2 separate regions of the Homo sapiens genome follow, and region 1 is linked to region 2. Evidence: chromatin contacts called from ENCODE Hi-C or POLR2A ChIA-PET data. All regions are on one chromosome and are shown on one strand. Each heading gives the region's core, a stretch centred on a gene start or an enhancer-like site at or near the end of the contact. The rest is flanking DNA. Distances are from core to core; before and after follow the strand shown. Region 1 overlaps CDC14A (cell division cycle 14A). Region 2 overlaps DBT (dihydrolipoamide branched chain transacylase E2).

The links. Hi-C counts contacts between places; a loop is a spot of excess contacts on that map. ChIA-PET counts read pairs that join two places held with the same protein, here RNA polymerase II (POLR2A). Pooled maps may share reads with other maps.
Region 1: a loop to region 2 is called in a pooled map, with 1.9 times the contacts of the local background. The contact joins two enhancer-like sites. A Hi-C loop is called at or near these places in 2 of 50 pooled maps. POLR2A ChIA-PET finds 5 or more read pairs at or near these places in 2 of 52 experiments (GM10248 and WTC11).

Annotation. Positions count from the first base shown.
Region 1 is chr1:100,384,996-100,389,445 of GRCh38, reverse strand. The region is part of intron 3 of CDC14A (cell division cycle 14A); the gene reads right to left. Among named protein-coding and RNA genes, the nearest start is that of CDC14A, 35 kb to the right of the region's middle. Within about 2 kb of position 1,590, at least 5 of the 41 ENCODE cell types and tissues checked have a DNase peak (open chromatin) inside an H3K27ac peak, as active enhancers do.
Region 2 is chr1:100,186,401-100,190,647 of GRCh38, reverse strand. DBT (dihydrolipoamide branched chain transacylase E2) reads left to right here. Exons shown (of 11, transcript NM_001918.5): 11 at 1-3,729. Among named protein-coding and RNA genes, the nearest start is that of LRRC39, 10 kb to the right of the region's middle. RefSeq lists an enhancer at 1,834-1,983. Within about 2 kb of position 1,792, at least 10 of the 41 ENCODE cell types and tissues checked have a DNase peak (open chromatin) inside an H3K27ac peak, as active enhancers do.

The sequences.
Region 1 (4,450 bases), core at 341-2,840, 200 kb before region 2:
GATTCTCGCTTTGTCACCCAGGCTGGAGTGCAGTGGCGCAACCTCGGCTCACTGCAACCTCCGCCTCCCAGGTTCAAGCCATTCTCTTGCCTCCCATGCAGCTGGGACTACAGGCACCCACAACCACGCCCGGCTAATTTTTGTATTTTTAGTAGAGACAGAGTTTCACCATGTTGGCCAGGCTGGTCTCGAACTCCTAGAATCACATTATCTGAAAATGGCTGTACCCTTTTATCTTTTACCTTTTTTTTTTTTTTTTTTTTTTGAGACAGGGTCTTGCTCTGTCACCCAGCACCCAGGCTGGAGCGCAGTGGCATGATCTGGCTCACTGCAGCCTTGACCTCTCAGCCTCAATCGATCCTCTCACCTCGGCCTCCTGAGTAGCTGGGACCACAGGCACATGCCACCATGCCTGGCAAATATTTGTATTTTTCGTAGAGGTGAGGTCTTACCATGTTGTCCAGGCTGGTCTCGAACTCCTGGGCTTAAGTGATCCACCTGCCTTGGCCTCCCAAAGTGCTGAGATTACAGGCATGAGCCACAACACCCAGCCAGTAGTGCCCTTTTTATTAAACTTTTAAAAATTAGTATGTAAGGCCAGGTGTGATGGCTCATGCCTGTAATTCCAACACTTTGAGAGGCCAAAGCAGGAGAATCACTTAGGGCTGGGAATTTGAGACTAGCCCAGGCAACATAGTAAGACCTCATCTCTACAAAAAGACTGGATAGGAGTATCACTTAAGCTCAGGAGATGGAGGCTGCAGTGAGCCATGATCACACCACAGCAGTACAGCCTGGGCAACAGAACAAGAATTTGTCTCAAAAACAAACAAACAAAAATCAAACAAAAAAAATTAGTATTTGACTCAAAGAAAGTATCTTATTGCCAATGCCCTTATTTCCTGACAGGTTTATACAAATACTCCTATGAAATAAAGAGAGAACAAAGGCACAGCATTTAATTCAGCTCAGTTGAGTTGATGCATTGAAGTTACCTAGGGATGTAAAGGTTACAACCAATGGTGCTGACACTTGATTCTTTGCTTTCTCAATTTGGAACTACTGACTGCCTGAACATTGCCTTTTTCTGTTTTATTTCATTGTCTCATTGTCTGTTGGGTGGTTGGTTGGTTTTGCCACTTATTTGTTCCCCATCAATAAGTTATGTTTGATTTACCAAAAAGGAAATAAAGGCTCTTCAGACCTAAGCATCTCCTATCATCTCTGAATTGCAAATATCTAAATACTGCCTTACACAGGCCAGGCTCTCAATAAACATGAGTCAGACTGAGCATAGGGACTCGACGCTCTTATGGCTCCCAGCCTCTCCCTATTTACATTTCCTAATTCCCTAAAATACCTGTGGGGAAGAAAATATCAACAGTCTATCTTCAAGTCTGGATTATCATTTTTGATGCTCTTTTCTACTAAGAATTTAGGTTTTATGACAAACTACTGCTATTGGTTAATAATGTGAAACTGTATTTATTTTACAAATCTACTTGCTGAAAGGGACAAGTTATAGTGCTGTTCTTTCATCACTGATGCTTATTTCTTCCTTGGGTTTTTTTGGAGGGGGTTGGGGGGAGTAGAATCTTTTGTGTTTACTTGGTTTCGTTTTTTCTCTCTCGCATTCTAAAGTATATAGAATACAGAGACTTATCCTGGAACATGAGCCATAAAACTAAAGGACAGAACTCTGAGGAAGACTTTCTTTTCACTGTATAGCTATAAATATTATTTAAGTAAATATAATACAAATTAACACTTTAAAGATTTTAGAAGAATGCTTAAACTTTATAAGCTTTCATAAATTACATCAGATAGAGAATGATCTTCACAAAATCTTCCTAGAAACTTTATTTTAAAATATTTCCTATGAGAAACTCCCCACAGGAAGCAAACATAACTGACTTCTTTTTAGAGCTTTCTGCCTGATTTTTAGGAAAATGTTTAAAGCTGCTAGCATTTACTTTGCTTAGGTATTTTTGGAATTCAGTTTCCTCGGTTAAGTTTCAAAAGCACACCAGCCAAGAAATGATTTCCTGCTTAGCGAAGCTTGGCCAGCATCTCCGAGGTCAAATCACTGAGAGGTGAGTTCTCTCACTCGAGGAATCAAAACGAATTCAAAGTTAATGAGAGCAGAGAAAAATCTACTAATCTCAAAATTAGACCTTGTCCTAATTTCCTAATTAATTTTCTAATTAATCTCAAATTTGCTAATATCAAAATTAGGCCTTTTGCTAATGTCTTTCCTTTTCACAACTGGGCCTCCCTCTTATGGTCATCCTGGCCCACAGTTTTCTACCAGTGATGCTGTTCAACAGAGAAGATACTTTGGTATTGGAATAAAAATTTGAGGGGTAACAAAATATTTTGTCCGTTGTTTAGCTGATGTTTTATATGAGTGGGCTGATTTAAAAAAAAAAAACTCTTTAATGTTTTTTCCTCTCAAATTTTAAGCATGTCCCCCACTTAAAAAATACTATTACATAATCAAAGCACCCTAGAAGAAGCAATACTAACACCCAGTGGAGACATCGATGATTGAAGTACCTTCTATGGAACATTAACTTCTCTTTTGAGATCTTTCATGGAAGAACTTTACCATGCAGACAAAGTCACAGTTTGGAGACAATAGGACAGGACTCTATGTATGAGCCCAGTCAATGTTTTCTCAGATTCTGCCCTAATATCAGGAGAATATCATGCCTCTAAATTGGACAGTGGCCTCTTCCTTACTCTGGTCTGTCTCCTCTGTAGCTGGGACCACAGGAAGGTGTCACCATGCCTGGCTAATTTTTGTATTTTTAGTAGAGATGGGGTTTCACTATGTTGGCTAGGCTGGTCTTGAACTCCTGACCTCAAGTGATCTGCTCACCCCAGCCTCCCAAAGTGCAGGGATTACAAAGCAAATATGATGAGTGGGCCCTTCAAGGAGAACACTTGCAAGGTTACATCATAGCCACAGGCTTTCAATGAGCTACCTGCTCTATTACAGATTATTTTCTGCTTTACACAAGAAGCTCACAGGTTACAAAAACACTGTATGCCATAGCAAAGTGAAGTTTAAAATTGGTCAATTCCAATAAATACAGTGTAAATATAAAATAGAGAGGGTCACAGAAAGAATACTGAGACCTCTGGACTATTTGCCAGCTCTGTAGCAGCACAGCACATGACCCATTACAAATCACAATCTGCAGCCAGCCACTATCCACCTTATGTTTTAGATTTCTATCTTGAAACTGGAACAAATACTCTTCTTTTTTTTTTTTTTAAATACTATCTCACTCTGTCACCCAGGCTGGAATACAGTGGCATGATCTTGGCTCACTGCAACCTCCACTTCCCAGGTTCAAGCAATTCTCATGCCTCAGCCTCCTGAGTAGCTGGGACTACAGGCAGGTGACACCACGCCTGGCTAATTTTTGTATTTTTAGTAGAGATGGGGTTTCACCATGTTGGCCAGGCTGGTCTTGAACTCCTGACCTCAAGTGATCTGCTCACCCCGACCTCTCAAAGTGCGGGGATTACAAAGCAAATACCCTTCTGAACTTTCTAAACTGAAGTGGACATAGCCAGCCCTCTATAATAACCGCAACAACAGCTCGCATTTATTGCTCACTTGTGACATTCCACCATTATCCAAAGCAATAGGAATGGCACCAGAGGGGTCCAGTTTAATCAGACACATAACGTCTCCCAGACTAGGGGTCCTGGGCAAGGCTAAAATATAATGAGCACACTGTGTTTTACAAGGAGAACATAAGCCCAGAGTCAGAGAGGGCCTTTGACGAACATTTACACAGTAAGAGTAGTAAGCAGGATCAGTCCAAAACTTTCTCACAGAGCCTGATAATTTGTGTAAATCTTAATTATGAGGCCATAACAAGTTTCATGCTTCAGAATTTGAATAATTCTCAGGTTGAATTGGTCAATAGTACTAAGACTTTTCAGAAATAACTAAATCTAACTCTAAACCACATTATATTATTATTGTATTATATTTCATTCTCTTAACAGATTGGTTCAGAATCACCTGCAGGGCTTATTAAAACACAGATTGCTGGGTCTCACCTCCAGAATTTCTGATTCAGTAGGGCCTGAGAATTTACATTTCTAACAGGTTTTCCAGTAATGCTGACACTGTTGGTCCAGACACCACACATTGAAATCCACTACTCTAAGATATGGCTAAATTTTGGAGAAGCACTACATAAACATGTAACTGGTCCCACCCCTGGGAATCTTTTATATGAAGCTAAAACACTGTCCATCTGGTCAAGTAGTCTCGAAAGAACTCTACATTCTCTTAAAAAGGAATTCTAAATCATGCAATAAGCCTTTTAAAAGCATTTTACAAAAAACACATTTCCCCAGATTCCTCAGCAAACCTTATTACAATTTGTAAATTCATGCATTCCAGGTGATAACACCTTAGGAACAA
Region 2 (4,247 bases), core at 543-3,042:
CTTCCTCCTGATCCCTGCCCCATGTTGAACCCCCATTGCCCCACTTTGATCCTTCAGTCTCTTCCTCACATCCAGAACTGTACCAGATTTACTCCCTTAGCACACTGATTAAAATTTATTTCCATTTCCTTATGGAGGAGGTATTAGAGACTGATCCCAGACCTCTACAAATTTCATTGTGGCAGGGTAATGTTATGTGTCCATAAACCTTGTTCCTTTTCTTTCAGCCTGCAGTTAGGTAGAGCCATGTCATTTATTTGTAACTATTAGAATATGGGTATATGGGTTGAAGTAATGTAGGCCATTTCCAGACATGGCCCATAACACTTCTCAAGAGATTCTTCATATTCTATCTCTTCCCCTCCAACATGCACCCTTCAAGGTTGAAGATGGCACCACACAAGATAGAAGGAGCCAGTGTTCCAAATGACTAGGCAGAGCAGAATGCTCCCCTCCCTACACCCTAGCACCAATTGGTTTGGATGTGATAGTTGAATAATACACTTTTATTGTTTTAAGACATTAATATTTTGAGATTAATCTGCAAGTCTAGTTAGTAAAACTCGAACTCTGAGCTGTCTAATGCAGTAGCCTCTAGCCACATGTAGCTATTTAAATTTAAATTTTAATTTTAATTAATCAAAATTCAACTCAGATATACTAGCCACATTTCAATTGCTCAGTAGCCACACTAATTAAATTTAAATTTAAATAGCTACATGTGGCTTATAGCACCATACCAGATAGCACAGATGTAGACTGTTTCCATCATCACAGAAAATTCTATTGGATAGTGCTGCCTTAACTAATAAGACACAAATGTTCTTATTTTTTAAATAGTCCCTAAAACAAACGAAAAACAAAGAACTCCCTTCTCTAATGGCAAATTTCAGTTTGCCTAAAAGAAGACTCAGAATGCTTTTCTTATATTGTTACCTCTGACTGCCACTAAATGAATAAATTTCCTGTCTTGCTCCTTCTGCCAAACTTCTTGAATGGGTGATCTTTAACTCCTTGCAATCCTGGCTTTTTTCCCCAGTGCTCACCTGTAATCAGTGTTGGCCACAACTCCCACCCAGATGTCTCCTAAATAGTTCTCTGAACCCACCTCTGTCCTGATCTACAGACATTCATTCCAATGCTTTAGCATTTCAAGGTCATCAAATGACTCAGTGACATCTCAGACAGTCAGACAGACCAGGTCAACTATGAACTATTTATGCCAAACCTTACATGGTTCATGTTATCCTTGCTATCCCATCAAAATAACCACAGGCTTTTTTTTTTTTTTTTTTTAATTTTTGAGATGGAGTCTCACTCTGTCACCCCGACTAGAGTGCAGTGGTGCGATCTCGGCTCTGCTCACTGCAACCTCCGTCTCCTGGGTTCAAACAGTGCTCATTCCTCAACTCCCAAGTAGCTGAGATTACAGGCATGCACCATCACGCCTGGCTAATTTTTCTATTTTTAGCAGAGATGGGGTTTCGCCATGTTGGCCAGGCTGGTCTCGAACTCCTGACCTCAAGTGATCTGCCCGCCTCCACCTCACAAAGCTTTGGGATTACAGGCATGAGCCACGGTGCCTGGCCTGCAGCCTCCTTTATTTTACAAAAGGCATTACCACTTAAACACTGAAGATAGCACGAATCTCTGATGTTTGCAAGTTCAGAATAAAATGGAAATGAAAATTCATTATGTGGCAGTCTCAGTACTGAGCACAAAGGCTTTTAACCACAAGCAAATTACTGTGCTAGCCAGACCGTGTGAGAGAACTCCAGGCCAGCTTGCTAAAACTGAGCAGGAGAATTTGGAGAGAGTCCAGAGGAGAGCCACAGAAACAACTGAAGCATGACAAGAATAATTGCAGTTCTGTTATAGAGAGGTCATCTATATCAGGCTTTTATGGAGTACCATGTGGAATGTTACCACGCAGAGCATGGGGAACAGCTGTTGTGACTCAACAAGAGACAGGACAGAAGAAATGAGAACAGGTGGAAGATCAATAATTTAGGTTTGATATGGGGAAAGATGGAACAGTCAAAGGGATTCACACTGATTTTTGGCTGAGCAGAAGGCAGAGTCTCCTCCAACGGGCAATGTAAGTGCCCCCACTCATCTACACCCCGAGAAGAGCCATCAAACTGTATTAAACTTGGAAAAAGCTATTTAACTTCAAGTGTGCTGCGAGAAAACTTCATAATAGTTCCTAAGATGTGCTAAAAAGTAAAGTCCAAAAAGATCATAAAGTCTGTAGAGAAGTTCTAAGAGTGCAGTCAGCTATAAAAACCTAGCAATTTAATTTCTTAGAAAAATGTAGCTGGAGTTCAAACTGTAGTAACAAAGGCAAGTAAATTAAGTTGTGGGCAGGTGTAATTAAGTTAATAGGAATGGCAGGGATGAATATAAATCAGAACAGGACTAACAGTTTGAAACATTAGATATTCAAATGCTCAGAGCTGATGAGCCGAGCCACTACGCTAACAACTCTGCAAACCAAAGGTTTCACAAATTGCACAAGAACCTGGCCTCGATCCCATTGTGTTGCTGGCATAAGATTAGAAGGGCCTGTTGGTTCAATTGTTGCTTTGGACAGAGGAGGACAAACTTGCCACAGTGAAGAAATCATTTTTAAAAACCACCACTGTCCTTTAGTGCACTAATTTCTCTAATAACTAGGTGTATATTAGAAATAATGATATATAAGTGCAGTATACTCCAGTTTCAACAGAATGGTGTCACTTCTGTAAAATGTTGATTTTCAGATTGTCATACTTTCTAAATACAAAAATTTGTCACAGCTTCCACATTTACAAGATATTAAACATTCCATAAAATATTTGTAGAAATATGAAAAACCAATTTTTGTAGTTGCCTTTTGAAATGTATACAAAATATCCCACATGGGCAACATGGTAAAACCTCGTCTCTACAAAAAAAAAAAAAAAAATACAAAAAGTTAGCCAGGCCTGGTGGTGCACGCCTGTGGTCCCAGCTACTCGGGAAGCTGAAGTGAGATCACCTGTGCCCAGGAGGTCGAAGCTGCAGTGAGCTGTGATTGCACCACTGCACTCCAGCCTGGGTGACAGAGTGAGACTTTGTCTCAAATAAACAAAAAGAGACATATACAAAATATATTAGAAAGTTGGGTTAATATCCTACAAACAAAGTATTACATAGTTTGCACAGGATTATGTGTGTAAAAAGTTTTAAATTCAGTATAGCTTTTATTTCTGCAGAACTAAAAGTAGTGCATAAAAATAAAAGTGGGATGAGCATATCTTTTTAATTTGCTATGCAGTAAAAAGTATCTCAGTCAACATATAGGAAACCAGTGCCATTTCTGTATCATTTGACACCGAAGGGGTATTGTTTTTTGTTTTGTTTTGTTTTTCTTTTGAAGAAAGACTTTTATGTCTTTTATTCTATTCTTCCGATTTGGGGTTTAAATTACCCCCAATAAGTTTGCAGAATATTCTGATTACTACTGCTTAGGTGATATATTTCATATGAGAACTATCTTTACACAATGGGAAAAAATATGGTAACCACTTCATTCATCAGAGAAGTTGTGTTTTGTTTACTTGTATTTTGTTTGCTAAATGAAATTGGTTATTTAGACTCATGGCATGCTTTTTCTCAAATGGAGATTTAAAAGTCATTTCCAATGTCCTTCTAACTTCTGGCCAATTCCCAGTAGGCTATAGAATAAACAGTTTTCATATAATAGTCTCTAGTGTCTCCACTGTTGATTGGTTTACAGAAACGACGGTGGTGGTGGTGTTGATGGTGGGGTGTGTGCGTGTGTGTGTGTGTGTGTGTGTGTGTGTGTGTATGAAAAATGACAACTGGCACAAAACAAACCTAAAAATCAGAAGTACATTTTAATTCCTAGTTAAAAACATTAACTTTTTATTCATAAAATACATATTTAATAATAGAAAAAAGAAAAGGGAATAATTAGCACTTAAAATGAACAATTTTTCTTAGCTATTTTAGTAACTTAAATATTTAAGGTATTAAAAGATTGAAACTGTGGGCCGGGGTCATGCCTGTAATCCCAGCACTTTGGGAGACTGAGGTGGGTGGATCACCCGAGGTCAGGAGTTTGAGACCAGCCTGGCCAACATAGTGAAACCCCATCTCTACTAAAAAATACAAAAATTAGCTGGGTGTGGTGGTGGGTGCCTGTAGTCCCAGCTACTTGGGAGGCTGAGGCAGGAGAATTGCTTGAACCTGGGAGGTGAAGG